Regions from separate parts of the Homo sapiens genome. Here region 2 is linked to region 1. Evidence: chromatin loops called from intact Hi-C (ENCODE). Cell type or tissue: IMR-90. All regions are shown on one strand. Each heading gives the region's core, and the rest is flanking DNA. Links, peaks and the distances in the headings are about the cores only.

The links. Peaks named below come from ENCODE experiments on the same cell type or tissue, not always from the same donor. Only the 100,000 strongest peaks of a DNase experiment are listed, where the experiment ranks them.
Region 2: a loop joins it to region 1, with 3 times the contacts of the local background. A loop is called at or near these places in 2 of 110 quality-filtered maps.

What each region holds. Positions count from the first base shown.
Region 1 is chr4:149,279,569-149,296,389 of GRCh38, forward strand. No RefSeq gene overlaps it. Among named protein-coding and RNA genes, the nearest start is that of LINC02355, 130 kb to the left of the region's middle. In IMR-90, for the core only: no CTCF peak of the experiment used is centred there; no DNase peak of the experiment used is centred there.
Region 2 is chr4:149,877,315-149,894,135 of GRCh38, forward strand. No RefSeq gene overlaps it. Among named protein-coding and RNA genes, the nearest start is that of IQCM, 70 kb to the left of the region's middle. In IMR-90, for the core only: no CTCF peak of the experiment used is centred there; a DNase peak (open chromatin) is centred at 8,787.

The DNA of each region.
Region 1 (16,821 bases), core at 4,250-12,249:
AGTGCAAGTGCTCTCCACATGAATTATGAATGGTTTGCCTTGTCCATTTATCATCTAGACTCTGCAGGCCACCTATGCCTGTCAGAAGTAGGCAGGTTACTACTTGTAAAAGGCTGTAAAAAATAACTTACTACATCAAAGAAAAGATGACATTCTCTGCGTGTATTTTGTGTCATCCAGCTCTGGGTTTTCCACTTGCCCTCATTCAAGTCCATGCAGCTTTTCTTTCTTTCTAGCCAGTGAGGAGGTTTTGCAGTGGGAAATCTGACGAACATGAAATGTGCTGCATGGAAAAAGTCAGAAGTCTTGAGTCTGAGTTCTACTTGAGGATGTGAGCACATTTATGCAATCTGGACCTGCATATTCATCTAATGAATTCAGTTTAGAAATTTGGCTCCCATCACTACTTCCTAAAAGAGGTGGAGTGCCAAGAGGGTAGCAGCTGAGAGGGGAGGGACAGAAGGCTGGAGAGTGGGCGAGACTAATTGGTCTTTTCGTATGACACAGATTAGATTATGTCTGTCTAAAGTTAGGAGGGGGAAGGGGGATTTAATCACTGTTTCTACCAAAAAGATATAAGGCAGAACGTCCTCACAGAACCAGATGCAGGGAGAGAAGCACAAGCTTCTTGACAAGAAAGCAGGCAAAACTACATGTAAGGCCATTTAAAACAGAAAGATATGACATTTCCCTTTCCAATTAGATAAGGGGAATTGGAAACTAGAGCAGCAAAGCATAATCTGATAAGTATTATGACAACTTTTGATAATTCAATAAAAGACATAACAGAACTTTTCTTTGCTAAATGAGCCAATAGATTTTAAAAGAGCAAATGAGATTGTTGGGGCTGTAGGGAGTATTCTAATAACAATGAAAGATCGACTTCCCAAGAAATTAGGAGTAAACATTTTAATAAAAATTACTAATATTATTAACTGTGAATTATTCTCATCTCTCAATAGAGTAGGCAATCCTAGGATTTCTAAAATAAAATCACTATTATAATTTAAGTTACAGTATGTACTATAATGTGAAACTGTATTTTTAAGGGAATACTCAGCACATCAAACTCAGAACCTGGGCTTATCTTTCCTTCATGTGCTTTTAATATTTAAGGGGCTCCTGCATGTTGGCTAAATGAATCAAGTTTCTAAAAAAAGAAAATCAATGTATTCATTCTCAACCCTTTCTCCTTAATCTTGTGGTTCTTCTGACCTATTCCTTCCCTTGGATTTTTCTTTCTGCCTTTTCTGAGATACTTAGCCCCTTTCTAGCAAGTTCCATTTATTTCAATAAGAAAACATGGGGAAGAAATAGCAAGTGTTGATTTGTGACTAAAAGATTCGTTTAGATTACATGTAAGTTCTATAACATAAGCTTTTCCCTAGACTCTGGAAATTGAATGAAATAGATATTTCCCACTGGTCATTATCTTTGTTGTCTCTGGCCATTGGCCATAGTTAAATAAACCTCCTTGGGTTTGTCTTACATACCACATCGAATATCCCAAACACCCCTCATTATTAAACCCAGCTGTGAGCTAACTAATAGTACCAAAATAGATTTTTCTCTCCTTTTAACTGTTGGGAAAACATATACCAGAGTCATAGTTTCCTGTAAATAACCGAGCTTGTTCTGTAATTTTAGTAAATAATCTGTAGTTTTGTAATGGGAATTTTTTTTTAATTGGAGGACTTAGTTCGTCATATTGCATTGTGTCAAAGAACTTAAAGCTCTTCTCTAGTTGTAAAAGAAGATTTCTGAGGGCTTTCCTTACTCAATAAATCTTTCTAAACTTCTTTTTCTTTTCTCACTTGCAGTTGCTAGATATTCCCTTTCTGTGAAATTGCAATCAGTGATATTCCTCGAAAGAAAAATATTGGGTTTCATATTGCGCCTTTCACACTTAAGTTCTCCCCAGATGTTTTTAGTAAGATGAATGCTAAGGTAGCATAATTACTGTGAAGGTAAAGGGCATCAACTATTGGATGATCAGAAAAGGCTCACCTGTGAGATCACACTACAATGCTTTCTGAAAGAAAGGATATTGGCCAGGAATCTCTAGCAAGGAAGATTATTAGTTTTGCTTTCAGAAATATCAGAGGATAACTCTAGCTTCCATCCACAAATACACATGATCAAATATTGATAAAGTGGGGTCTGGGAGAGTGTATGTCAGAGTGAGAGAGAAAGGATGGATCCTGAGGGTGACATGGAAGAGCATTTCGGGTGAACGTACAATTATGGTGATGTGAGAAAAGCATAGGAACCAGATAATTTTGGAATGCAAATGTGATTCTGTCCTTCCGGTTTATTACAGAATAATTCTCAGCATGGCACAATAAGAAATAATCTTCTTTTTTTGTTAGTAAATAATTAGAACTAGTTTTTGCAGACACTGCTGTCAAATACTGTTTGATTTTAGAGGTGTCAGAGTTTTCCCAGGGGTCTAAGTTCAGGAGAAGTAAGCCATCCTTTCCTGATGGTGTTGTTGTCTAATAAATTATGGAGCAATATTTTAATCAGTTGCTTCGACAGTCCTAGCAACATGAGTGCAATATCAACCACATTGATCAGTCTGTGATCAGTCTGTAAAACTAACCTGTAGTCACCTCAGCCATTAATCATGTGAAAAAGTTTGTTTAATTTTCCCTTCTACTTTGTACTAAAAAATGACATCTTTAGATTCCATTACAATAAAGAAAAGATGGATTATGCTTTTCTGTACTTCTAAATAAAGATGAATGCAGCTAATATTATTGACCACTTAAAATTGTGATAGTAACATACATATATATATGTATGTATATATATACATCTCCTCATTTAATTCTTATGACAATCTTATGAAGGTAATATCCTTATTATTTATAGTGAGAAAAGTTAACGTTCAAGCCTTTAAAAATTCCCAGGATTATGACAAGTAAGAGGCAAAACCAAATTTGAACCCTCATCATTTTGACCTTAAAGTCCATACAACTACCTAAATACTCTGCTATTTTAATTGAGTTCATGTTATTACATTATAATTGTCTATGTCTATGAGGCAGCAGAGGTAGGGGTTATAAGAAATGTTGGGATGAAATGAGTTATTGTTTGTTTTACTACAATTCACATGCCATTTTCCCATTTCTGGTTATTTGTTGATGATGAATTCTTACCCAGGTAATTAACCAGATAAAGTACCAATAGGCTTATAGAATTCTGCTTTGGTACTTTCTGTTTGCTTTAACATTTGTGTTATTTTCAGAGAAAATTTTAGAAGTGCTCTGAGATCATCCTTCCCAGCTGTATTTTCTACTACTCAGTTCCTGTTTTTGTCTCTGAAGAGAGAGAATTGTAGTCCTGATCAAACTCATAAAAGTAGCTAGGAATATTTCTCAATGTAACAACCTCTATGGTTGAACTCAAGGCTTTCGAGTCACGATCTAGTGATGACATTGCACTGTGTATTTTTTTCGACATTTAATTTGTCTAAACCTTACTCTTGAAAAAATGAGTTAAGGTAACTTATAGAAAAGGTGCAACAAGAAACACAATAATATTGGGGGAACAGAGTCAGCAAATAAGATATAAGGGGAAAGAAAGAATGCAGGTACACTGTATTTTAAAAGAAAGAATAGCAAAATTGACTCAATTGTACAGTTGAACTCTAACTTTGCCCCTGAGCTTCTTTGACACCAGAACCAAAAGGACCCATGGTGATCAATTATACTCCTTTCATCTCTGGAAAGTATATGTTTCAGAGAACGCAAAAGAGTATGTGTCAGTCCTATTATGAAACCTTCTTTATTTTCATATCAGTATTATGCCCAGTCCCCCATATTAATTTTTCTAATATTTTTGTAAGGGTAAGAGAATTGTATGCAGCTCCTGCTTTATAATTCCATATATTCCTAGTGTTTCTATTAACAAAACGGTTGATCTAAAATGAATATTCAGTAGGAAAATAAATAAATAAATTTAAAGCATCAAGCTACATATTTCTGATTTATTCTCTTGGATCGTCAAGAGTAAAAACCACTAAATAAATGATTAAAGATTATGAAAAGAGAAATACAGTCATTTGTGAAATAGTAGAAATGAGCCAGTGAATAAAATTTGACAAATTCATAAGTAGAAGTAATCTATATTATTTTCATGTCTCAAAATCTGGCAGTGTTTAGCTCTGTCTCTGAATACATAGTGTTCAAATAGAACATGTAATGGTGCTGAGAATTTTGGGGGAAGTCATGGGATGAAAATATTGAAGCAACTTCATGCCAATTGTTTTGTTTTCTTTATATTCATGACCAAATTTTTGTTTCTTCTTGGAGTAACAGACCACAAAATAAAGCTTCACAGTTTCAAAAAAATCATTTATAGCCCTGAAAAGTTTCCCAATCTAGACCCAGATACTTTAGCTGGACACTACAAACAACATGAATTTAGAGAGAACATCTTTCAGCTATTTCCTACAGCTTTTGTTTAGTCATATTTTTACTTGACTCTAACTTTTTTCCAATCCAGATGCTATTTGGCATTTTTGTAACCTTTGATCCATTAAATGAATTATAGTCTCAAACTAATCTAGATTCCAACACTCCAAACAAAATGGTTTCTTGACTTTCCTGGTTCATGAATGTAAAGAAAAAAATAAATAATTAAATAATTAAGTTTAACAACAGCAAAAATACACAAAGTCCACAGCAATCTTCTTTTTACCTCTCTTTATAGCACTTCTGACATTAGGCCATTTATTAACTTATTCCTGATTTGCATTATGGATATATTTTCTACAGAGAAAATGCTACGATTTTATGGTTGAGAAGAAGCCGACAGGCAAGAAGAGCCTATAAAATATCGAGAAAACAGTCATTACAATTCATGGGATTAGATTAATTCAACTTGTGATTTTGTTGCTCAATAGTTTTGTTAAACTTTCCTCTCAGTTTTGAAATAAGCATATTTTAAATTTTATTCTTCATAAGTAAATGGAAATGTAACATGTGTAATGGGAAATGTTTATCAGTTTCTGAAACTAAAGGAGGTTTTCATCCATTATCCGGGATAATTCACTATGTATGTTTTGGGACAGCATACTAACAAATTAGATGTACTCTCTGCATTTGCAGATAATGCAAAGATACATCAGCAAGCATGAATATTTCTCACTAGACTTGCATTTTTAACATCATTTCTTGATCACAAAGTAAGAAAGCAAATATTTACCTGGGAAAGAGAAGATTCTAAAAAAACATAAAACATATTTTCTGATCAGACATGCTATTATGTAAAAGAGATATTAGAGTTTCTCTATGTTGCCTAATAGAATAGATTTAGGATCAATAAGGAGCTGTTAGAAATGGGTTGCTTTCAATTATATACATAAGCTACTTTATATTTTAAGTGTGACATCTATCTTTTGTCACACTGTATCCTAAGCATCTAGCAGTGTGTCGAAAAATAACAGTTATCTTATTGGTATTAATGGAATGAATGGAATTAGGATTTTAGAAGGAAAAGGGAAAGACTTCCCATTACCCTAAAGGACTATCTAGAGGGTACACTACCATTCACAGATAGGAGGTCAGGCTAGAAGTTTAATAGAAGAATGTCTTGGAGCGCCAAGCTGACCATAATGATCTATACCTTGCAGTTCAGATAATCTAGTTCAATAATTGTCAAACTTTTTTTGTAAAGGCAAGACAGTAAATATCTTAGGCATTGAAAAGTCAGACAGTCTTTCCCACACCTGTTTATCTCTACTGTTATAACACAAAAACAGCCATAGACAATAGATAAATGAATTGATATGGCTAAATGTGGCTTACGAAAAGGCCTTAGTTTGCCTACCCATCATCTTAGTCACATATTACTCTATATCTACTTATTTCTTTTATCATTAACTTTGAATGAAACTTTATTTAAACATTCCAATTAGATACCAAATGTACTGTAAGACATTGAGGGGAAAATTGACTTCTGATTCAGGCTAGGGAAACTCCTTCTGAGAAATTACCATAATACTAGGTATTAAAAGTAAAAGATCACAAATGGAGACTGAAGTCAGAGAACTAAATTGTGGCATAAAGTTCAACTAGCATATTTCCCTAATGGATGCTCTGAAGATCCTCTTAGACATTTGTAGCGCTTGCCTTATGTGATTGTGAAAAAGTTCATTGAAATTCTGGTCCCAGGTAAGATGGAGTAAGAACATTACACGCATTACACGCTGTCTCTTTTATTGAATGCAGCTATAAAACATGGACAGAATGCATCAACAGGTATTTGAGAACTCTGGAAAGTAAACAGTAGTAGGCAAATTGAGAAAGAAGACCAGAATGCTAAGTGCCACTAAATCACCAATAATCTTATCATTTTTTCTCTGATACATCCAGTTTGAGCTCAATGCAGCCCAAACTCAGAAATAGATGTCCTTGCAGTTACATAGAGCTACAAGAGAAGCCCTCAAGTTTTGGGTTGCAAAATGGGAAGGAGGTCTTCGATGCTCAGAAAGTAGAAGAAATCCCCCTTTGGTGTTTATTTTCTCCTTTCTCTCCTACATGCCACCTTCCACCCCATCATCAACTAATCCAGGGCTATTCGTGGTGGCAGTGGCAATAACAGTAATAACGATGATAACTGGGTGCATAGGAGCCTAATGGAGTGAGGAAAATACCTTTTCTTTAAAATCAGAAGTTATTGGACCCCAAAGGGTGAGGTAAGCACTTGTTTATTTCTCTCTTTTCTTGCTGCAATTAGGCTCAAGAAATGATCACAGTTGCAGGAAGTGCATGACAGAGCTGAAAAATAAAGCCCCATATTTCTGTCTGAACTGAAAAGGGGAGCTCTGGAGCCAAAAGTTCTAGGGCGATCACAGAGAGGAAGGAGCTAGGAGAGTGACCAGAAAAAGTAGTTATAAACTCAAGGAATACCACAAGATGCACGTGTATGGCTTTGACACATAATAGCATAATGTCAACTTTGAGAACTGAACTACAAGATAGATCACCCATAACTCAGAATGACTACAGATGTCACACACATAGGCAAATCCAAATAATTCTGCAAAGGCACAAGGAATTGACATTAAGACTACAGCTCCTATAAGGCTTGTCAGAACTAGCAATCTGAAACCAGCCATGTCAATTGCCTGCTAAAACAGAAATATCAACATTCTCCAGAAGACTTACACAAAACTCAGAGAATCATAGTGTAATAGTAAAAATGTCCAGGATATAATCCAAAATTGCATGGCATAGGGAGAACTGGGAAAATGTCAATGTGTGTAGAAGAAGATAAACGGATGCCAACACTGAGGTGACACAGATGTTGAGATTATCTAACAATGACTTCAAAGAAACTATTAGAAAAGTCCTCTGACAGTAAGATCAAATACTGTTAAAATGAAGTGAAAGAGAGAAGTCTCACCAAATAAATAAAATATATAAATAAGAACCAGAGAATTTTAGAACTGAAAAATAAATTTAATCAGATTTTGAAACTCACTGGATGAGCTTGATAGAAGAATGGAAATGACAGAACAAATAGTTCATAAACTTGAAGATAGATTTTAAAATGTACATCAAATCTGAATTATAGGTTGGAAAATGACTTTGTAAAAAAAGAATGACCAGAGTCTTAAGGACTTGCGGTACAATGCCAAAGAGTTAAAAATTTGTATCGTTGAAGACACAATAGAAGAGGAAAAAGAGAATTATGCTGGAAAAGTATTTAAGAAGAAATAACAACTTCCAAATTTGGAGAAAAACATAAACCTGTAGATTTAAGGAGTGCAGAAAACCTTAAGCAGAATACACCCAAAGAAATTCAGTGATGTATTATAATCAGACTCCTTAAAACTAAAAGCAAAGAAAAAAATCATAAAAGAAACCAGAAAAAAATATCAATCACATTACTTATAGGATAGCAATGATTTGAATGACTGCATTTTTCATAAGGAAAAAACAGAAGTGAGAACAATAATGTGGTGAGACAAAAACAAAACAAAACAAAAACCCACCCAGATTTCTCTATCAAGCAAAAATATCCTTCAGAAATGAGAGTAAAATAAGGACATTAACAAATGAATTAAAACTAAAAGGATTTATTGCAAGCAGACCAGGACTGAAGAAATTGCTAATGAAAGTTCATCAGAGAGAGGGAAATGATACAAGAAGGAAACTTGGGGATGGTAAGAAATAAAGGAATTGCAACAGAATGGTAAATAACTGGGTAAATATAATAGGCTATTTTCCTATTGAATTCTTTTTAATATGTTTGATAGTAGAAAGCAAAAGTTATAACATTCTCTGATATATTTTTCAGGGTATGTAGATGTAACATTAGACAACTATATCACAAAGGGGGCTGGGGTAAGGATACCTAAATGATGGCAAGTTTTCTACATTCTACTTCAATTGGTAAACTATTGATTTTAAATTGAGAAAAGTTATATACATATTATAATTTCTAGAGAAACCACTAAAATCTTGTACAAAGAAATAAAAAAATAGAGTAAAACAGAATACTTTTTAGGATTTTTATATTTTTATATTGGTCAATTAACTCAAAAGAAGGTAAGAAACTAGAATCAGAGGAACAAATAAGAGAGGGAAGAAATACAAATCAAATAATAAAGTGGTAGACCCAAGTTCAAACATATCAAAAATTACATTCAGCAAAAATGGTCTAAGAGAGCTAATGAAAAACAAAATAAACAGAGATTGTCAGAATTTTTTAATAAAAGAAAACCTGATCCAATTGTGTGTTGCCTACAAAAACTTACTTCAAATATGATTATATGGTTAGATTAAAAGTAAAGGAATCAGAAAACTATACTGTACAAATACCAATATAAAGAAAGTAAGAATGGCTATATTGATATCATACAAAATAGACTTTAGAGCAAGTAAAATTACCAGGAAAAAAAGAACATTAAATAATAATAGAAAATTAAATTTACCAAGAATACATAATAATTGTAAATATGCACCAAACAACAAAGCTTCAACATGCATAAAACAAATAACAGAACTGAAGGAAGAATTAGACAAATTTAGAATTGTACTTGGAGATGTAGTTGGAGACTACATCTAAGACAAGAGTCTTGTCTTAGTTATCAGTAGAAACAACAGATGGAAAATCACCAAGAACATAGAAAAACTGAAAAACATTAGCAACCAATTGGATCTATTTGACATTTATAAAACTCATAGCCAAAAACATTTTTTTTATTATTCAAGTGTACATGAAACATTGACCAAGATGGATCTTACCCTGGATGATAAAATAAACTTTAGTAAATACAGAGTGTGTCCTCTGACCACAGTGTAATTAAATTATAAATAGATAACAGAAAGCTAACAGGAAAATCTCAAATCTCTTGAATATTAAGTAAGATAATTCTAAATAATTTACAGATCAAAGAGGACATCTCAAAGACAAAAAGAATATTTTCAACATATCAAAATTTGTGAGAGGCAGTTAAAGCAGTGTTTAACTGTACATTTATAGCATTCAATGTTTACACTGGATAAAAAAGAAAGGCTTCAAGCTAATGAACTTCTATCTTAAGGGAGAAAAGTGAAACAAACTCATATCAAGCAGGAAGAATGAAATAAAAAAGAATAAGTTAATAAAATTGAAAATAAAAAGATAGAGAAAAAAGAAAACATAAGTTGTTTCTTTATAATAAATTAATAAATTTGATACATCTCAGGCAAAACTGACAAGGAAAGAATAAAGACCCAAATTACCAATAAAGAAATGAGCCTGTAATCCCAGCACTTTGGGAGGCCGAGTGGGGGTGGATCACCTGAAGTCAGGAGTTTGAGACCAGCCTGGCCAACATGGCAAAACCCAGTTTCTACTAAAAATACAAATTAGCCGAGTGTGGTGGTGGACACCTGCAATCCCAGCAACTTGGGAGGCTGAGGCAGGAAAATTGCTTGAACTGGGGAGGCGGAGATTGCAGTGAGCAGATCGCACCATTGCACTCCAGCCCCAGCAACAGAGTGAGACTCTGTCTCAAAAAAAAAAAAAAAGAAAGAAATAAAACAGGTTATATCACTACAGATTTTGAAGACAATCAAAGCATAGCAAAGGACTACTAAAACAAATCTATGCACATAACGTTGAGAATGTAAATAAAATGACACAATCCCTTGAAACTGCTAGCTTCCATAACTCACCCAAGTGGAATTAAATAAACTGAATAGCTCTACAACCATTAAGAAATTGATTCATTTTTTTAAATCTTCCAAAAAGGAAATATCCAGGCCCTAACGGGTTTCCTGGAGAATTTTGCCAAACATTTAAGGAAAAACAAATTTTGCATACTTCCTAATGAAAAATAGAGGAGGATAGAATGCTTCCCAACTCATTTTATGAGACCAGCATTTTTCTGATAAAAATAGATAAAGATAATATAAGAAAAAATACAGATCAACACCCCTCATTAGCATGAATACAAAAATCCTGAACAAAATATAAGCAAATCAAATTTAGCAATATATAAAAAGAATGCTACACCACAACCTAGTGAAATTTATGCCAGGAAAGTGAGACAATTTCAGTATTCAAAAAGCAATTGGTATCCACCATATTACAGTCTGAGGAAGAAAAACAACATGGTCATTAATTCATGAGGAAAAAGAATTTGACAAACTTTCAGATTAATTTATGATAAAAACTCTTAGCAAACTGGTAACAAAGGAACTTTTACAACTTGGTAAAGAGCATCTGCAAAAAAACTATAGCTAACATTATAGTTTGTGGTAAAATATTGAATGCCTTCCCAGTACAGACTCAGAACAAGGGAAGAATTTCTACTCTCACCAGTCATGTTCAATACTAAATTGGAAGTCCTAGTTAGTGCAATAAGGTGGCACATATATACCATGGAATACTATGCAGCCATAAAATAATGAGTTCATGTCCTTTGCAGGGACATGGATGAAGCTGGAAGCATCATATTCAGCAAACTAACACAGGAACAGAAAACCAAATACCTCATGTTCTCTCTCATAAGTGGAAGTTGAACAATGAAAACACACGGACACAGGGAGGAGAACATCCCACACTGGGGCCTGTTGGGGGCTGGGGGCAAGGGGAGGGAGAGCATTAGGACAAATACCTAACGTATGCAGGGCTTAAAACCTAGATGATGGATTGATAGGTGCAGCAAACCACCTTGGCACATGTATACCTCTGTAACAAATCTGTACCTTCTCCACATGTATCCCAGAACGTAAAGTAAATTTTTAAAAAAAGTACAAAAGAAAAAAAGAATTAAAAACAAAGATAACTCACTGAGAAAAGAATAGTATTTTCCACAAATGGTGTCAGAAGAATTGTATATCAAATGAACAACAACAACAAAATTTCAACCTAAACCTTACACCTTATACAAAAATTAACACATAATGGATTATAGATACAAATGTCAGACATAAAACTGATATAAACTTATTTTAGGACAAATATAGAATAAAATTGCGTGACTTAGGGTTAACCAAGAGTACTTATACATGGCACCAAAAGCGTAATCCATCAAATTAAAAAAATAGATAAACAGAATTTTATCAAAATTAAAAACTTGGGTAGCAAGTGAGAGACACTATTGAGAGAATGAAAAGATAAGCTCCAGACTAGGAAAATACTTGCAAATTATATGTCTAGGCTATTATTTTCATTCAGAATATGTAAAGAATTCTCAGACCTCAACAATAAAAGAATCAAACAACCCAATTAAAAAATGAGCGAAGGACTTGAAGCAATAGTTCACCAAAAAGCATATATACATGAAATGTAAGCACATTAAAATATGTTTAACATCCAAGACATCCTCAATTGAAGCAATGTTGAGATACCATTACATACTTAGTATAAAATGTAAAATAGGCTAAAAATAAAAAATATATATACATATATTGGTAATACCAAAGGCTGGTGAGAATGCAGAGCAATTAGAACTTTATAAATTGCTGGTGAGAATGCAAAATATTACATCCACTCTGGAAAACAGTTTGGCAGCTTCTTAGAGGATTTCCATATGACCCAGCAATTGCATTCCTGGACACTGGCCCAAACTGGCACTGGCCCAACTGGAAACAACCAAGACATCCATCAGTGAGTGAATAGATAAACAAACGGTGAAACATTCCTACAATGGAACACTACTCTCAATAAACAGAAATGAACCCTTGATACACACAACTTAGATGTCTTCAAAGGCAATATGCTGAGCTAAAGCAGCTAGTCTTAAAATGGTAAATATTATGTGATTTCATTTATATGATATTCTCAAAAAGTCAAAATACATCACTTGAAGGGGGTTGATTACAAAGGGGTAAATGAGGGAATATTTTGTTGTGATGAAACTGTTTTGTATTTTAATTATGTTAATGGTTATATGAAACTATTGTGTAAAAATTCAGACAAATTAAAAATTATATTTTTATTGTATTTATTTTGAACAATGTAATTGTTTTAGTATTAAAATTGTATTGGGAATAGTAAAGTTAAAATGTGAAAGAAACTTTGAGTTAGAAGGTATTCATTCTAGATCAGTCTCTAATAAGTCATCTTCATCAAGAGAATTCATTTTTAATTGCTTTAGTTCCCAATCTATAACATGGATGTTATAATAACTGACCCAACTTTCTCTACAGCAATGGTTCTCAATGTTTTTTGTCTCAGTTTTCATTTATGTTCTTAAAAGTTACTAAAAATGCCAAAGAATTGTTGTTTATGGGTTATGCCTATCAGTATTTACAATATTAGAAATTAAAACTGAGAACAAATATATTTAATTCAATTTAAATTTAAATTGACAATAATAAACCAATTATATATGATTCCTTATGTAGAAATCATGAATATATTTTAAGATGGTGTGAATATATTTTAAGACAGTCATAAGCAGAGCTGAAAGTTACTTATTTCCATGTGTATGAAAACATAAAAAAATTATTGCCCTAGCAAAAACTTAGAATCAACATCTCTTGACTCCAAATCCTGTATTCTGTCACTACGTCATGTTGCTCTCCAAATAAATGTCTTGTTAGGGACATTACAAATCCTGTTTATTTCTACCTCCCTTCCCTCTGGACTATATTGGAAAGCATATTAAACAATTCTGGAATCATTAGGTATTTTTACAGTCTAAAAATGCTATTCTGATTTAGTTTGCCTTTTTCTCATTTTTCTCTTAATTATTTCTCCTGAATAATGTCTTCCCAAATATTGTCTGAATTTTTCTGAATAACAACAGCTGTTCATTCCCAGATTGGCTATGACCCCACACCAGCAATGGCACCAAGCCAATGATCTCTCCATGACAGCATCAAGAAAATTAACCTTTTCTGGATTCTGTTCACTGACAGATCCTCTTTATATTTGAACCTACAGGAGATGTTTGCAAGAGCAAAGTTAAATGAAAATATATAACTTCTGGACTTTTACTTTGGCATATTTAAGAATATTGGCATGTTCCAAATGTCATTAATAAAAAAATGTATCTGGATGTTACTACATAATAAAATTAAGGAGTTTGAAATGTCTTCAAGGTATTACTCATCCTTTATCCAGTAGCACACTGATGTAAGAATTGCTGCAAACATTACTTACAGAATAAATGAGAAGGAGACTTCATAAACATCCCAGGTAGCCCACTGTAATAGTTAGCTTTCAATGCATAAAGAACTACTTTAAAATGGTATTTACGTAGCTTCTGATTCTGTGGGCCAGCAATTTGAGTTAGGCTCAACTGGCTGGTTCTTCTGGGCTTGGCTGGACTTACAAATCTACAGTCAGCTGGGATGGCTCATTTCTGCAACACAAGGTCTTATCTTTCAGCAAGCTAGCCCACATGTTGGCAAGTCAGAATTCTGAAACAGCAAATGATCAAGACTGTCTTGGGGCCTAAACTTGGAATTCCTGAACTTTCACTTCTGCCACATTCTATGGGTCAGAGCAAGTAATAAGGCCAGCCCAGATTCTATGGGTAGGGCTGTATTCATCTCTTGATGGGAAGAACTGCTAAGTAACACAGTAAGGGTATTTTGATAGGAAAGAACATAATATAACCAGTTTTAGAAGCAATTTTCCACACCCATTTTATAATGAGATCTAAAAATCTACTCCAAGTCAATTTTCAGCACAAGAAAGAGATTATAAACGTATAAAGATAGAAATAAAACTGTGGAAAATATTAAAATATACAGGAAGGGACACTTTTTGTTGGTGGAGACAGGGAGAGACAAAAGAGCTGAGTATTAAGGAAAATAAAGTGTACTTTGAGCTTTATTGTGTGGGTATCTAGGGCATAACTAGGGGTAATGGAGAGTGAAATTGAGAAAATTTGAGCAGAATTCCATAAAAGTTCTAAGAGGAAAAATTATTCCATAGAATCATCTTGCAGACAAAGCAATGTATTGTGCATTGCATAAGCATTTGAAGAAAGCCTGCAAAAACACACTTTTTAATTCTATAATGAAGAAAATTGCCTTATCATTGCAAGACTGGTGGTTTGTTTAACCTTCTTTCTATACTTATCTGCCGATGTCCCTAATTTTCAAAGTATGTTATCCCTTCCCTCTCAATTTTCATAGCCTTTAGATTGGCCCTAACTGGATCATGCCCGTGTGCATCCCAGTTGGCTATCCTGTTTCTGTCATTTCTCTTTCCTACATGACACTGAAAAGTCAATTCCAAAAGTATCAGCTTGGAATTACACTCTTCTTAAAAATTTGGTGTTTTATTTAAACCATCATTGTCAGTCAATGAACATTTATTCAGCTCTTGTCATATGCTGGGTGCTGGATACCGGCTAGTTCTGTTATTTAAAATATTATCACTTCCCAACTGCACAGTTTCTTTTTAACCAATTTGAAGAAATTTCTCATCTATTATTTAAGTTTCTGTGAATTGGCTAAGCAGATGTTGTTTTCTCCATTCTATGTATGTGGAAACTAAGGCACTGTGACTAAGGCCATGTAACAAGTTAATCAATTACCCAGTTCCCCAAATTAAAAAAAAATGAAGATTGCAAGGCCTAAGAAAGAGATGGTGTATTGAGTTGTTCATTACAAAGAATCAAGTCTTCTAAATTGTCCCTTATTCAAAAAAACACTTGCTTTATGAATACAAATAATTTTCCCACGGAAAATGTGCTCTTCTTTCTGGCAGCTTTCCCCTTTTCTCCTCTTCCAAAATGTTCCTCAACATTTACTTCCTCCAGAGAATTTCCCCAGAGAATTGGCAGCTATAAAAATACTTTATATTTAAGATTGCATTTTAAAATTTAAAATATAGAATGTATTTGATCTATGCTTGGTGGGTTCAGTGGCCATTTTTATCCTATTTTGATGAAGTATCTAATATGATTACAAGAGGTTAAAGAATTCTCCAGGTTCACAGCTAGCTGAAGAGCCAATATTATGACTGAAGAATCAGGGAATTCCCTTCTACAATTCACTGGCTCTAATCAGTCATCACAGTTTCTCCTTAGTGCCTGTGAATGTTGCTAACTCTAATGGCACATTCTTCCTCTTTAAATGTCTTTTTATTGGAGCCATGTTCTCTCATCCCATGTTATAAACTGAATTGTGCCCCCAACTCGCAAAATCCTATGTTGAATCCCAACCTCCAATACTTCAGAATGTAACTGTATTTCAAGATAAGCTCTTTAAGATGTGATTAAATTAAGGTTGCTAGGATGGGGCCATAATCAATATGATCAGCGTCCTGACAAGAAGAAAGAGAAACACGAGGGAAATGCACACAGAGAGAAAAGGCCATGTGAAGACACAGGGAGAAGATGGCCATCTTCAAGCTAAGGAGAGAAGTCTCCGGAGAAACCAAACCTGCAAACACCTTGATCTTGGACTTCCAACCTCCAGAACTTGAGACAATTCATTTCTGTTGTTTAAGCCACCCAGTCTGTGGAATTTTGTTGTAACAGCACTAGCAGACTAATACACCTCTTAAACCCTATGCTGCAGTCAGGCTTCCTACACCTTCAATATTATTATGCTACTGTTGTTCCAACAAGACTATTCTCATTTCCTGGTAGTTTTTGTCTCAGTATAAAAGTTTTCACACTCTGGGGTTTTACAGGATTTCAGAAATAAGAAAGAAAACACATATAAGCCTTGGCCACATTATTCTTCCTTCAAGATAAATCCATCAAATGATCTCTGCACTAAAACAAATGTTAACGATTTTCAGGAAAGGAAATGGAAAAAAAAAAAAAGAAGGAAATTCGATCACACTAGTGTTATTTTATATTACCTCCCTGTGGCTTAAGTCTCTCAGGTTCCCAATGATAACATCGAAGGAGTGAGTTCTTGCAATATTTAAATGCTTATCCAGAGCTAGAAAAGTGTTGATGTAGAGTTCTGCATCTGCCGTGACCACAATAACAATGTCTGTTGTTAAAATAGAATGTGTTCCTTCCATCTTATGTGTCTTTTCTTTTTCATCCTGGAAGCAAGTAATTCCAAAACTAGAAACAGGCAGAATTTCCATGGCAAAATGCTAAGACATGCTTGGTTCTTTTTGGTTCTCCTGTTTTCTACCAGTGTCTTTATTGTTTCCTGATCACTTTTGAAGTGAAGCAGTGACTTCTTTTTCCAGCCTTTGGAGGACTTGGTCATTCTTTTAGAAGAATGCATTTTTGAAATGCAGGGAACAGATGAGACATGGTGTAATGGTTCTTACCACATCAGAGCTCTGGCAAAGAATTTAGAGGGGGAAATAACTCAAATCAATGCCATCACACCTGTCAGATTTCCGGGCAACTGATGTGCCAAATATTTGACAGAATGGCAATGA
Region 2 (16,821 bases), core at 5,231-13,230, 600 kb after region 1:
TAAATCTGCTATCTCCAGGAAATTCCTAACTACAAAATTATTATCTAATTAAAAAGGGAAATTGCAAAAGCCTTCCTAATTCAGGTCATAATAAACCCAGAAATGAAGAGAACAATGGCAGTCCATTAAATATGTCGCCAGAAAAAAATAAAAATTCTTAGGTTCTTGGCTCCTTGGATTAAATGGCCCTAAAGCCTTTATTGTATTGTTGTGGGCTTATTTCTTCTTCTTTACTATAAAAAAAATTTATAAAACAACCCATCAATATATGAATAATTAAATTTCCATATGAAAGATTAATTTAAAAATAGGTTCATTGCTTATGACCATAGAAGAGCATTTTCTCAGATATGGAAATTGTGAAAGCCATATTTTTAAGATGTTAATTTAGAAATATGAAATCTAACTCTTCAACTATTTACATCAATTTATATACATTGTAAACTCTTAGTATGAAATATTTACAAAAAGCTTTCTTCATGACTTAATATAAGATCTTACAAAGACATGATATGTTATTCTAATAAAAATTATAAACAATTTTCATAAGAAAATCTATAAAAGTTGAATCATGTATTCACAATGGAGAAACAAAATATAAAGTAAGCTAATGCATTTAAAGAATGAAATTAAAACTATAAGTAATTTAAAACCTAACACACAGAATGAATCAATTTTTTAAGGAATTTTTATCTTAAAACTTTTCTACTACCTCCTGATAAAGCAGTAATGCAAAGCCAAGGAGACTATAATACCACTATGAATGTAAGATTTTTAACACACGCTAATACAAGCTAAGAAAAAAAATTAAAATATATACCAGGATGATTAACAGATTATTTGCTGAAAGGTGCTAAACAAACTCCCATGGTGTTTAGTTCTCAAAAATGTCTAAAGCCATCAGTAAAGAAATTGTTGGAAATTAAACAAAACACATAGCTCAGAATCCCTTATGTGGTGTCATTGACGGCCCATAAAAATAAAAAAGAAGTGTGTGAGAGAATAAAATGAATTTGCCAGATGTGTTAAAATAACCTGGCAAAATAATTCCTCGTAGGGATTATAACCAATAGTTACCTGGAACATCTATATTTTCAGAAGAGAATTTTTGGAAAGCATTCATGAATAGAACTACATTTCTGGGGTCAAATAGCTTCTAGTGACTACTTTTGTATAACAGGTTTAACATCTCTATGTTTGTTTCTGATTTGAAAAGCACATACACCAATTCCAAGTGGAATGAAGAATTTTTAAGTGCTTTAGGAAGGATTTGCATAGCAATAACTTTTAATATCTTGGAAAAATAAATTACTGATTTTTCCCAGGATCATCCATCATAATCATAACTCATTCACAAGAAGTACCTAGACCAGTGCTCAGCACAAAGGAGACACTCAATAAATATGATTCCCTTCCCCTACCTACCTCTACTCCTCTATCAAACGCTATGCAGTGATTCCCCTCTGGTGCCTCAGGAACCCCAGCCATTGATGAGGTGAGATGAGGAGGAGGTCAAACAGGCTAAGCTTTTATATGAGCAGCTTCATTTGTATATCTGCCTTATATATTGGCATCCAGGTAAGAGTTTCTTTGAATCAAGGGTTCTAACTGCAGTAGAGGGAAGAAAGAAGATGATCTCTGTTCTTTAGAAGTGAAATTCTATCCTCAGCTTTCTCTTTCCAGGGTGATTACATTCCTCCTATAGCTTCAACTACCCCCTATACAATGATATCCAGCTCTTTATCTCAAGTCCTTCATCTCCATTTTCCCCAGAACCCAATCAGTCACAAAGTCCTGCAAATAATAAATATCTCTTACACCACTCCATTCTCTGCTTTGGTTCACTGATTTGGTTCAGACCCATATATCTTTTGGGCGAACTGGTGCAATGGAATCCTATTGGTCTCCAGCCTCCAGTTTATCAGTCACCTTTCATCCTCCAAACTGGAGCCAGAGTAATATTCCTAAATTACAAACAAGGTTGTGTCATTCTCTATGTCAATACTTCCCTGCCTCTCCTTCATCTACCACAGAATTAGAGAATACAAGTTCTATCATCTGCACAACTGCCTACCTTTTCTTTCTCATCTCCCTTTATCTCCAGTTTTTCTTATATCTAGTAATTTCCGAATTTTGCCATAATGTCTCATAATTGCAGTTTGTTTCCTCTGACTGGAATGATCTTTCCTCTTGTTTGTCTGAAAAAAAATTGGTTTCAACATTCAGCTGATGGGTCATATTCTCAGTAGGACTCTTTCTGACACTACCAATCAGTGTTGGTTACTACCTCTGCATTTCTAAAAGCTCTTTGAACAGAACTTGGTTATGTCATTTATCCTAGTAACATGATTTTTTCACTTGTTAGTACCACTTACTAGTCTAGAACCTGGAGGGGGTGTAACTGATTTATAGTTGTTTTTCTGTCTTCAGGACCTACACAATGACTTGCCCATGGTAAGAGCTTCATTCATGGTTGTGGAACAAGTCAGTGAGTGGTAAAAAGAGGAAAGGGGAAAACAATGACCAAAAAAAAAACAAACAAATAAGAAGGAGAAGGGAGAAGTGGGTATGGGAATGAAGAGAACATCCATGGCATGTTTGGTTGAAGCACAGCATTCACATAAGGGAGCAATGGGAAGTAATATAAGTAGATATAACTGCAAAGCTCAAAATTTCACCTATTAGTAAAAACATGGCTTTTGACAAGGAAGACAGCATGCACATAAATTATTTTGGAGAGTTCATTCTTGCGATGTGGGCTGCACTAGGAGGGGCAAAGGGAGGCGGCAGTCCAGACAGGAGGTAATGAAGACAGATTAGACCAGTGGCAATGAGGGGGAAAAGGTGAGGGGGAAATGCACTACACAAGAAGACCCAAAAGATTTGTTAACTAATTATGAGGGGAAAAAGAGAGAGAGAACAAGAAGTCAAAGTGACTCAAAAATTTCCCAGCTAAGTAAATTGGAAAATGCCTCAGATTAACAGATTGTAGAAGAGAGTAGAATCATTAAAGAAGATGGAGAAAATTAACCCAAAAATAGAATGGCAACCAGCCCTTTGCAACATCAAGAATAAAAGTAGTAATAATTATTATTATAAATTATGTCATGTAATTTATAATTATATTATTAATAATTTTATGAATTACTATTACTATTTTGGTTACTACAAAGAAATACAAAGGTCATGGGGGAATTGTCAATAAGATGAGATGATATAGACATTAAAAAGAAAGGAATACAGAGAAATGTTGTCAATGAGGAGATTGACAATGAGGAGATCATTAGTGTCCTCAGAGAGTTGAGTGGGAATAGAAGCCAGTCTACAAGGAACAACGTGAGTGGAAAATGAGAAATGCAGACAGTACTCGATTTTAGAAAGTATTGGTAGAGAAAGGAAGGGTTGGGGAGGAAAAATATGGGGAGGGACAAGATGGCTGCTTAAAGAAATTATGAGCCTTGGCCGGATGCAGTGGCTCACGCCTGTAATCCCAGCAATTTGGGAGGCCAAGGCCAGCAGATCACTTGAGGTCAGGAGTTTGAGACCAGCCTGGCCAACATGGTGAAACCCCCTCTCTACTAAAAGTATTAGAAAATTAGCCAGGCATGGTGGCGTGCATCTGTAGTCCCAGCTACTCAGGAGGCTGAGGCAGGAGAATCACTTGAACCCGGCAGAAGGAGGTTGCAGCCGAGATCGAGCCACTGCACTCCAGCCTAGGCAACAGAGCGAGACTCTGTCTCAATTTAAAAAGAGAAAGAAAGAAAAGAAAGAAAGAAAGAAAGAAAGAAAGAAAGAAAGAAAGAAAGAAAGAAGAAGGAAAGAAAGAAAAAAGAAAGAAAGGAAGGAAGGAAGGAAGGAAGGAAGGAAGGAAGGAAGGAAAGAAAGAAGGAAAGAAGGAAGGAAGGAAAGAAAGAAGGAAAGAAAGAAAGAAAGGAAGAAAGAAAGAGAAAGAAAAGAAAAGAAGGAAGGAAGGAAGGAAAATTATAAGCCGTGTCAAGTTTACAATATTTTAGAAGAGAGTAGAGAAGAACCATCCATTTTATAGAGCTGGAAAATTTGCCTCTAGTGTTTCAGTGTTTCCTTTACAAATAGGTCACAATAAGAGACATAGCAGGCTCTCATATGTAAGAAGATATGCAGAGAAATCTACACTGATGTGAAGTAGACCATATCCTAGCCACGTGTAGCTTTTGGGTAGCTGATTCTGAGCCACTGGCCTTTAGGCCAAGGGCTGGGATATTGCAAAGACATCCATCATTTTACTAAACAAAACAAATAGTGTCACAGGTATACAACTTTTTAAGGTAATGTTTTCCTTCACACTTCCAAATTAACATTTTCAGATCTTTTTCAAAAAATAGGTCCTACTAGAAGTAATTTGATAACACAAAATATTTAGAATACAGCATCCATCAAATTACCTCTATTAATTCCAATGTCAGCACAAACTTTAATCACAAAAATAACCAGACGACTGACAGTATATCTAATATTTGACACTTATGAATTTATCTCCTGAAAAAATTTACACTGCCAAATTCAGCAGAAGTCAAAATGCAATTAGAACAAAGGGTAACAATTCCAAACACATGCAGCTTACTGACTGGCCCTTGCCATTTCATAAATAGAGGGTGCTTGAAACCTGCCCTTCAGCCCATAATAACAGCCTGCCAAGGGCTTCAAAAGCAAGCAGGAAGGAATAGGGGAGTGAGCTTGGGATCTGAGGAGGAGATTCTGTATATTTGGAAAATTCCATTTAAATAACCCAGTTGTCACAAATCCCCTTCCCAGATCCCCATTCTAGGAGATTGAAAAGCAGTAATTAGAATGGGTGGGCTGGGAAAGCCAACTAAACACAGATTGACAGATAGGCTACCAGAAGAGGCATCCCCTGAACTACATTATTCCAACAATAATGTCTTTATTTACATAGCAGAGTGGGTATATTGTGTTCAGCAAAGCTTTCAATAAGTAGAAACATGCTGCTAGAAGAATAGCCCACCACCACACAAAACTGCTAATTTAAAGATACAAAAACCAGTGCACCAATTAGTTCTGCAATCCCCACAGAAAACATGAAATAGCTTTTTCCATGAGCCTTGCAGATCACAACCATAGCAACTTAACATGTGCAGTCCCATATGGGTTGACTGCTTCTCAGAATGAGGCCAGGAACTCAGGAATCCAAGCTTTTACATCAGAAATGGAGAAAAACCGAACATGGAATAGTTTTGTATCAAAGTTAAATTTCAAATACTCTAAAATCAAGTCTTAATAATTTTATATATATGTATATATATATATATATATATATATCTGCATCTTATTGTACTGTTCAAATGGGTATTCTTATAATTTTCTGGCCTGTTCTATGTTCCCACAATGAACAAAAAGAGACTCACTAATTAAGAATGGTCAGTGCAAAGAAACGTGTGTATGTGTGTGAATTTTATTTGGCTTTTTTTGTTCTGATTCTGAACTGAAGAGAATTCTCAAAAATTTTCTTGCTATGAACAGCCCCTGACTTAAGCTGACACTGACTATAGAAAAGCACTACTCCTGATGGTCTGCTACCAATTTGTAATACATACCCTGAACAAATCAAAAAGTGCCAATGTATTTCCTTATGCCAAAAGTGTAAGAGTGGGTTCCTTGTAATTAAGTGTGTGCCCTTGATGAGTCTTAGTTTTCTCATATGTGTCAAATGAACTGATTGAACTAGATTAAGTTTAAGGCCTGGCTCTTCCACTTAATTTCCATAATCTTGAATGGATTACTTAACTTCACTATGCCTCAGCTTCCTCATCTGTAAAATGGGGGGTGATAATAGCATTTACCTCATGAAATGATTTAATACATGTGAAGCAGTAAAACAATACCTGCTCTAGTAACTACCTAGTAAATGTTCTCTAAGGTAATCAAGAGACCGCTTCTAAAGTACCTTCCAGCTCCCAGAACCTGTAATTGTATGAAAACTATATGCCCCGTGTGCTATGTTGGCTTTACTTAAGAATTAAATATTACAGCCAAAAAAGAAATAATTCTGATGAAATATTGCTTTCAAAATCTTGATGTCATCCTATTGGAAATACCAAACAGAATCTTTATAAGGTATTTTTAGTCAATACCTTCTGATCACAATTATACCCTTAAAATGAAATTAAATCCTATTTTCATTGGAAAAAAGGTAGACTGTGCCATATTTAGGGTTTGTCTTTCTTCTTTATCATTCTACCCTTTGTGGTTTCTGCATCTTTTCTGAGTCTCAACTATCTCCTTTCTGTGTGTCCATAATGGCAGAACTTAGAGACAAATTCAGGAGTATATATGCAGATTCCATAAGTGGTTATTAAAGAAGAGGTCTTCATTAAAAATGTTTATAGAGAAATAAGGATGAAGAAGCTAAGGGCTAAGTCTCTTTCTAAGTGCCCCAACAGTTTTAGAAAAATGAAAGACATGTTTCTGCATTTTAAGTTAATCCATACATTCTTTCACTGAATATATATCTATTGAAAATGTTAAGCACTGTTCAGGAAACCACAGGTAGTTAAGGAAATACACAGTCTTTTCCCTCAAGGAGTTTGTAGCTGAGTGGTGAGACAGCCACAAAACCCAAAACTTATAATACAGTATGATAAGAGAAGTATTAGAAGTGTGTTTAAGATACAATAGGAATAATAAAAAAAAAAAAAGAGAACCAATGCCTGCTGCCTGCCTGGAAGTATCAGGCAAAAAAACTTCCCAAAGGGAAAAAAAAAATGAAATTGGAAAAGAGATTTTTCTCAGCCTAGGAAGAATGAGAGAACATTTCAGGCAAAACGAACTACATCTGCCAAAACGTAGAGGCATGAAAGAGCACTGCCTGCTTGACGTGCTGCCAAGAGATTGGTATTGCCAAAGGGTGCAATATAGTTGGAGTCACAGCTAGGAGAGAAAACTGGAGCAGTTGATAGGAAACAGATCATTCATGCCTGGCTACGGAATGCAGATTTTATCCTATAAGTGGTACACAGAGAACTATGACGAAGAGACCAATACTCACTGATTTCAATTTTGGAAAGAACGTTCTAGTACAGAAACAAGCCTGGAAGATAGGAGAGGCAGAGTCAGAACCTCAGGCCAGAGATGGTGCGTTCCTGAAATAAAGCAGTAGTCATAGTAAATAGAAATGAGGGAATGCTTGCAAACCTGCAGACATGAACATATAGAATCTGGTCATTGGGTATAGGCATGAGAAGGAGGCAAGCAACAAAAATAATGCTGAAGTTTCTATCTTGAGTAAAACAAGTAAAAAACCAGGATAGACAGAGATGGTTTGTGAGAGTTGAATGTGCAGAGAACAGAAGGAGCAGTTAAAGCAATGAGCATGATGAGTGTGCATGAGTGAGTGCAGAGGTGAGAAGAGGAGGGACCAAGAGGGAGCCTGATATATGAGGTGAGCAGAGGCAACAGAATTCCTAAGGAGAGGCTCAAATCATGGCAACCACTGAGAGGAGGAGAGCGTGGTCACCAGTACTAAATGTTGCTACCAGGACATGAAAAGGCACAGAAAAAAAAAATGTCTACTGGATTTGATAACTAAGGAACCATTCATGAGTCTGAAGGGAGGGAGGAGGGGTGGAAGCTGGGGTTCCTGGGTTGAAGATTAATTAGGAAGTTGAGCAAGTGAGAGCAAGTAGACCCAGCTCAGCTCTTTCCAGACTAACACACGTGGTTTATTTAACACACATTGCAAACACACAGTCACACCTTCAGCCCACTTGTTAAAACCACACTGGTCCTGAGTAGACAGTGTTATAAACTGCTATCTACATGGCGTGATGTTAAGCATGTCAGCAAGCTCCCCTCTTCCTATAAAGACCTTTCCACCAATTGACGAATGCCTGGAAATCTGACAGAAGAAAAAGCCTTTCCATCACATAATAACTAGAAATAAAACCTAAAATGTAAATCCCCTTAGAAGAGGTAAAAGATGAGCAAATTTACTGCAAACTGAAAATTGCCCTTACCTGACCCTTTTCTGAGAAGAGGATTAGGTAGGGAAGTTGCCAGGAAGAATCTGAGTGAGCCCTGAGGGAGAGAAGAGAAAGAAGAGGCTGAAAGTACTGAAAACAAATTTTTACCTGGTCTGAACTTTTATTTAGCATTAGCATGTCTTCCATGATTTTAGAGGTCACCTTGTCACAAGCATAAGGAGGAAGATCCCTAACCATAGGCAGAAGAGTTATTTCCCCTGGTTGCAGAAGGAGAGAACCAGCCTCATTAATAATTTCACATTGTCTAAACTCTAGATAGCTTTAAATATAATAAAAAGTCTGCCCTATTCTCCAACCCACATATTCATTTTCAGCTTCTACCTAATAATCTTGACACATTTCACTTGGTTTTAAGTTTTTTTCATCTCTCTTTAGGATTAGTTAATTTTTTAATTGCCAAGAAAGGTTTTTAAAATCTATTACAGGTATTATGATATAGAACGATTAAGCTTGAACATATATACTGATTTTCAGATATTTTCGAAACCTGTCATAAAGTATTAAGTTTTTAAAATACTCTACTACTTTCACAAGCCTTCTAAAAAACCACTCATCATAGCCATTTAGAAAGAAATATGACATTAAAAGAAGGTAAATTTTCCAAGTGTTATACTGTGATTTAGTTGTGCTCTCCCATTAAGTCTAAATGTGTCTTCCAACCAGTATAAAGCAGTCATGATTTATTTGAGCCTGATGGTAAAGGTCTATTAAAACAATAACTTGAAAATAGTCTGCATAGCTAACACATCACCCATCAAAGAGATTAAGGCAGGAATTCTCAGAAGGCTGTGTGTATATCTGTGACTCAAAGAGATGAGCAATTAGAGGGACTAAAAATGTCTGAGTCTTTTATGTACAGAAAAACCCACTCTCCAAAGGTCTCAAAGAACTGGGGAAAACTTGGGAAAGGCCAGCTGGAAGTGAGGGGTCTCAGCCTGTGCTTGATGTAGGCCATGAACTATGATCATAGCCCAGCCCTGCTTTTAAAAAAGAAAATGTTTGCAGTTGGGTAAGGAAAACAAAACGGATGGTTTTTAATTCTTTAAATAATGTGTAACAGAGTTGCTTTATAATACAGCTTGCTGGTAAACATAGATATTCTGAGGATGAAATGAATATATCCCAAGACATAAGAGTTACATTAGTTAAAACCCAAGAAGACACAGCTATAAAGAGTGATTTCATTTTGACTACATTTGCCAAGTTGTCTCACAGCCCTTTGCAAGGTTAAAGCTTTTTAGGTACCTGAATCCAGCAACGACCTTCATGACAGGACCTTCTTCTCTAGTGCTGTGCACTCGTTTTATCACTAAACTCCTCAAATGTGAATTCTATCCACACTATCTACTTTTTCTCACTACACGGACATTCCTCAATTCATTGCCTCCACCACTCTACTGGCAATGCTCTAGGTTGCCTTCTCATTTGCTAAATCCAACTTTCTATTTTCTGTCTTCACCCCTCCTAGCCCTCTGCAGCATTTAGTACTGTTTATCATATCTTCCAGAGCCCCGTCAGCTCCTGCTTCTCCTCCTTCCTCTCTGGTCATTTTCTTTTATGCCATAATGACTACTACTTCTACTTCTATTGGTTACCGTGTTTGCATCTGAGGTCATTTTCTCCATTCACACCACCTGCTCTCTCTTCATGACCTCAGCTACCATCTACAGCTGATAAGCTTTCAATCTTCAGCTCCAGCCCCAATCTTTCCCAAGGTCCAGACACCCATATCCACCTTTATGTTTCATAGCTTTTTCTCATGCACCATGACCAAAACTTATTTTAGCTCTGCCACAACCCATCCCACTTCAAAACTTGTTCCTTCTCATTTTTTTGTCTCCGTTAAGGGTGACACTTCAAATGTAAAAGCCTGGTAATATTCTGTGCTTCCTCTCTTTCTCTCACCCTGCCCAGTGAGTCATCAAAACTCATGAGTTCTATCAATCACAGAAATGCTTTGCAAATCTAGTTTCTCTCCTGCACCATTGCCTCTGCCTTAGACTAAGCACTCCTTATCTGTTAAATGCATTGAAGAAATAACCTCAATTTCTCCTTCTCATGGCAAGGATTCACATACATAATCCTAAAAACAAGTGCTGATTCTGCCACTCCCCAAGACAAAGACCCCATTGCTTTACCTCAGCTGTCTTCGGATGAAGTTAGAGCTCCTTAAAAAGGCATAAAAGACCTTCAGAGTCTAGCCCCAACTACTACTCCAGTCTTAACTCCTGAAGCTCTTCCCACAGGTATCTACATCTAGTCACATAGGACTTCTCATTTACTCTCTCTGAAATCTTAAATTAATTCTCACTGAATGACTGAAACTTCCATATGTCTAACTTGTTCACCGTTTTAAACACAATGTATCTGGCTTTTTTTTTTAAAGCTTGCTGAAGCCCCCAGTTCCTCCATAACACCCGCTTTCCATTTATTTCCCATCCATTAGCTCCCTTTTGAATGAATGTTCTACCCCTAAACTTCACTTATGTTCCCAACCTTTCCTTATCTCTCTTGCCCTTCTGGTCTTCTAACTAATCCTATGAAGCTCAACTCTGAATGTATGAATTCTTCACTAGTATTTTCTGGGAGTAACCACCTTTCTCAGTTGTGCTCTCAGAAATAAGTCTATCAAATTTTAGGAAAACACCTTATAACAACAGTAGGTGTCATTGTGCTCCATGAGAAATTAATGAAATGGATAACAGAATGTTCTCTGATGCTGCCATAAGGATTAGAGATATTTTGGTAGGGAACTTTGCACAGACAATTTCCCTGTCCAGGACATCTTTGTCTTGGTCAATGAAAAGTATAAGCCCTGAATCAGGATTGCAGGTGTGTTGCAGTATGATCTTATGGCTGTCTTTCCAGCCAGCCTACATTCAATTCTCATCCCATCAAGTCCTATTTGCTAGCCTATTCAGATGGGTTTTCCAACTAATTGAAACTGAGAGTGATAAAATAGCAGAAAGTTGCATTCACTTTTTTGGTTCTCTGATATGAATCTGGAAAGCATTGTTCCCTAAGTATAATAGCATATTAATATACAGAGAAAGAGGACAGGCTTACTCTTCTTATTTGAAGCCATATTTTGCTTTTGTTAAGATCTATTACCAACTTCATCCAAAACACAGTAGAACTGTATTAGTCTATTTTCATGCTACTGATAAAGACATACTTGAGACCGGGCAATTTACAAAAGAAAGAAGTTCATTGGACTTATAGTTCCACATGGCTGGGGAGGCCTCACAATCATGGCAGAAGGCAAGGAGGAGCAAGACACATCTTATGTGGATGGCAGCAGACAAAGAGAGAGCTCGTGCAGGGAGACTCCCATTTTTAAAACCATCAGTTCTTGTGAGACCCATTCACTATCACAAGAACAGCACGGGAAAGACCCGCCTCCATGATTCAGTCATCTCCCACCAGGTCCCTCCCACAACATGTCGGAATTATGGGAGCTACAAGATGAGATTTGGATGGGGACACAGAGCCAAACCATATCAAGGACAATCTAGATTCCAGGTGGAGATCCTAAATGTTGTTGACAGCCAACTCTTAGAGCAAAAGGCAGTAAAGAACCCTTTCTACCCAGAGGCGGGGCTTAGATTGGAGCCTTCCTTGAGATGGACCAAAATTCAGAAAAAGTTAGTACATTTGTGATTCTGTTCAAATAACAACAGAAAAAAACAAAGAGTAAGCACAAAGAATAATAAACAGAACAAGCACTTGATGCAGAACACTTCAGGGACAAAACACAAGAAGCATAAGTTCCCATGTGCCAGCCTATTCAGAAGCAAGCCTACAGCAAGCACTGAGGCACTCCAACACAAACCTCGGTAGCTAGGATTCAGAAGTCAAAATCAGGCAGTGAGAAGACCTCACCCTTTTTAAAGTGGGCAGCCTCAAGGGATCAAGTGTGGCCTCAGAAACATTCACAAGAACTTGTTCTTCACCGTTAACAGGCAGCCTCCAAGCACTTCTGCTTGGCAACTATCCTCACAAATGGACTCAGCAGCTCCCAGCTGTCTGTATTTGTGTAGATTGCCATAAGGACACATTCCCTTCCCTCTTCAGGGAATGTTAAGGGTATTGTCTTCCAGCAAACAGTACCTGAGTCCTGAATCACCTCACCAAAGGAATCTTGGCCTTCTTTTCTCCTGCCAACATCTCTGTTAGCCTGTTGGTCAACACATAAAGAAAAAAAAAATCCTATGTTCAGCCACAGTCATTTAGTACCATTGGAAAGGTGTGGCTGTAATCTGCCTTTAGTATTGACAAAGATTCTTGTTTGTCCAAACTTTAGTCAGCTCCTGAACGTTTTCGTAGGCCCATCTGTGCCCTTTCTTATAAAAACCAGTTTTAGCAAAGAACCCTACTAAGTTTAGCAAGAACTCCCCACTGGTAGTATCTGATTGCCCTGGATACCTGCTCAGGTTTCTTATCCTCAACCATCCCCCACTCTCCATAATGTCTGATCACCCTGGCCTGCCCTCATCAAGCATCCTGTTAGATCAATTTAGCCAGAATCCCTCTTACCCCTGATGTTTCCTCTTAATTTTCTATCCACTGACCCCCACCCTCTCCTGGGCCATAAATTCCCACTTACCCATGCTGTATTCAGAGTCAAGCTCAATCTGTCTCCCCACCACAAGACTACATTGCAGTGGAGCCACTACCTATCACGATGCTCCTGAATAAATTCTTCCTTACTGTGCTTTCACAATTAACACTGATTTTTTTTTAACGTTAGCCAAACTAAAACACAGCCTTCTGAAGAGAGAGGAAAAGGAAGGGAAGGGTAACAGAGGGAACACCAACATGTCAGAGGAGGAGAAAAGAAGTCATTTATTTGACTCATTTTCCCGGCAGCATTAATTTATGATTCTTGTAGACTTTTGGCAGGAATGTAGGAGGAAGGATTTCAAGAATTCATAGAATCATTTTTTAAAAGAAGCATGGAAAGGGGGATATGCAATGTATCTAGTCCAGTTCTATCATTTCATAGACTTGGAAAATGAAGAGAGGAAAGGAAAAAGAGGATAATATTTACTGAGGTCCCATTACTTACCAAGTGCTTTAAATTTGTCATTTCATTCATCCTTTAAAAAATGGTATGATGTAATGATATCTCCAGCTTACAAAGATAGGAACTAAGGCTGAACAAGTTGAAGTAAGTTTTCTAAGGGCACATGACTTGGTAAGTGAAAGGGTCAAAATTTAACTCAGATTTTCTGGATCTGGAGCCTCTTTACACTATGTTAGGTTGCCTCACAAAGAGGCATTTGGAGGTTTAGAAACTGTGCTAGGCAACCTAGCCAGTGAAGTGGGGACAGCTAGGCCTCTGGACTTCCAGCCTCAGAGTCTCCCCACTGTAAATAACACTGCAATTTATATTATCTATAACTGAAGACACATGACACTGTTGTTGACACAAAGAGTTGAACTCTATAAAATAGTTCAAGAGGTTTATCCTGAGCCAAATATGAATGACCAAGGCTCATGACACAGCCCCAAGAGGTCCTGAGAACATGTGCTCAAGGTGGTTGGGTTATAGCTCGACTTTACACATTTTAGGGGGACAGAAGTTACAGAGAGACATCAGTCAATACATGTAAGGTGTACATTGGTTTGGTCCGGAAAGGCAGGTCAACTTGAAGCTGGGGGTGGGGGTGGTGAGCTTCCAGGTCACAGGTGGATTCAAAGATTTTCTGATCAGCAATTGGTTGAAAGAGTTAAATTATTATCTGAAGTCCTGGGATCAATAGAAAGAAGTGTCTGGGTTAAAATACAGGTGGTTGTGGTGACCAAGGTTCTTATTAGGAAGATGAAGCCTCCAGGTAGCAGGCTTCAGGGAACGTAGATGCTAAATGTCTCTAATCAAACCTAAAAAGGTACCAGACTCTTAATCTCTCCTGGATCAGGAAAATACCTGGAAAGGGAAGGGGATTCTCTACAGAATGTAGATTTTTCCCCACAAGACACAGCTTGGCAGGGCCATTTCAAAATATGTCAAAGAAATGTATTTTGGGGTAAAATACTTCAATTTCCTTTAGAGCCTGTTATCTGTCATGCAGTGCTACACTGGAGTCAGGCTGGAATTGTGTATCTTACTGCAACAAAGTGTCAGTTTTGTCAGTCTTAAGATCTCTGTTTTAATTTTAACGCTGGTCAGTTGTGTCTGAATTCCAAAGGGAGGATGGTATAGTGAGGAATGTTTGACACCCCCCTACTTCCCATTATGGCCTTAACTAGTGTTTCAGATTTACTTTGGAATGCCTGTGGCCAACAAGAGGATCCATTTAACTGGCTGGGGGGCTTAAAATTGTATTCTTGGTTTACACTGTGAATTAAATGATCCCATTCATTCAGTGTAGTGAATTTCTATTGTTTTTGCTTGCCCAGCACTACTCTTTCCCATCTTTCCTCCAGCCCCTACTTCAGATCTGCCCAGAATTCACCACTTTACTGGGCCTGTCACTGACCCTACTTTCACAATTTCCCTTCTCATTTGTTCTCTACAGAAAGTACCTGTCCTTTCTCTTATTCCCTTAGAACCCAGCTCTCATCTAAGGAACTGATTTGTTCATTTAAAGAATATGTTAACTAATAAAGACCTAATGCTGTAGTGTGTTATGTCCATGCAGATATCATTTACATGTTAATGGCCACCTACATTGTAGTAACCCAAAGAATTCAAGTGCAGGGAATGTCAGGCCTCAGGCTAGTCAAGGAAGGAAACTTCAGAGCCATGGGTGGTTTTTATTTTTTACTTTTTATATTTTTTTAAGATGGAGTCTCACTCTGTTGCCCAGGCTGGAGTGCACTGGCATGATCTCGGCTCACTATAACCTCCGCCTCCCAGGTTCAAGTGATTCTCGTGCCTCAGCCTACTGAGTAGCTGAGATTACAGGCGTGTGCCACCTTGCCCGGCTAATTTTTTGTATTTTTCATACAGACGGGGTTTCACCATGTTGGTCAGGCTGGTCTCAAACTCCTGACCTCAAATGATCTGCTTACCCTGGCCTCGCAAAGTGCTGAGATTACAGGCATGAGCCACCATGCCTGGCCAGTGGGCACTTTTTAATCAGCAATTTTAGAGTGAGGCCAGTACCTTCTCTCCACAAACCTGTCTCCAAAAGTAAAATACATTATCAATCAATACATATGTCTTGAGTACCTACAATGTGCTTAGCACTGTTCTAGATCTCAGGATAGATGAAAGGTGAAAATGAAAAATATCAGACACTGTTCTTCACCTTAAATTGCCTATATAATAATATTTATGAAGTTAGAAAAAGCTGGCATCTATAACCTACTAGTTAGCCACTCTGATATATTTCTGGAACAACCCTAAACAACATTTTCTTCTTTTCTCAGTAAAACCTAACTCTCCCACATACAAAAAAACCTACATACTCATTTTGGTTAATAAACACCATTCTCCCAGTAACCTAGACACAACACCTCTTCCCTTTACTCAACCAGCCAGTTGTCTAGTCCTGTTGATTCTAGCTCAGCCCTGTCAATCAACCATCCCAATCTTTCTTTTCTCACTGCTACTATTACGTTCATGCCTCTATCATCTCTTTGCTTGATTATTGCAATGGTCTCCGTGTCTACAGAATGTCCCCACTCTCAGCCATTCTATCTATACATTGGTTTAATTTAATCTTAAGTAGATCTGTGTCCATGTCACTTGTCTGATAAAAAAGTCTATAATTCTCCATTTTCAATAGAAATCTAAATTCCTGGCCAGGCAGAGTGGCTTATGCCTGTGATCCCAGCACTTTGGGAGTCCAAGGCGGGTGGATCACCTGAGGTCAGGAGTTCAAGACCAGCCTGGCTAACATGGCGAAACCCTGTCTCTGCTAAAAATACAAAAATTAGCCAGGCGTGGTGGTGGGTGCCTGTAATCCCAGCTACTCAGAGGCTGAGGCAGGAGAATCACTTGGACCCAGGAAGCAGAGGTCACAGTGAGCCAAGATCGTGCCAGTGCACTCCAGCCTGGGCAACAGAGCAAGACTGTCTCAAAAAAAAAAAAAAAAAAAAATCTAAATTCCTTAGCCTGACACTCAGATCTTTTCATGGTTTGGACCAATCTTACCTTTCCAGCCCTGGCTCTCATTAGGTTTCCTTTGTTAAACTTTGTTACATCACATTCATTGAACCAATAACTATTTCTTATAAGAATTCCTGTTTCCATGTTTGTGTCTGCTCTTAACTTCTAACTTGGCAAGTCCTTCTTTCCTCCTCTTTCTCTGCCCACCCAAATTGTATCCATTCCTTAAGGGTCAAATACCACCTCCACCATGAAGCAGTCAGAAGCTGACTATCTGTCTCTAAATGTTTGTAGGATTGTATCGGATTATCCAACACCACGTTGATCAATTTCTAGCTTGTTTCATAGTTATTAGCAAACACAACTTATCCTTCCTGCTGGCCTATAAACTCCTCAAAATGAAAGACTAGCATTGGTGGTAGACAGAAGTTAGATACTACCTTCCATCTGGAGAATCCAGGAACAAAAATAAGCAAGAAGTAGCCTTTAAACTGAGCCTTAAAAATGAGGAAATTTTGAATGTAAGAAAACTGAAAAGATCTGTTCAAGAGAAGGGAGGGTCTCTGGGCCAGGTACGATGGTTCACACCTGTAATCCCAGCACGTTGGGACGCCAAAGTGGGCGGCTCACTAGAGTCCAGGAGTTCGTTCAAGACCAGCCTGGCCAACATGGTGAAACCCCATCTCTACTAAAAATACAAAAAAAATAAAATTAGCCAGGTGTGGT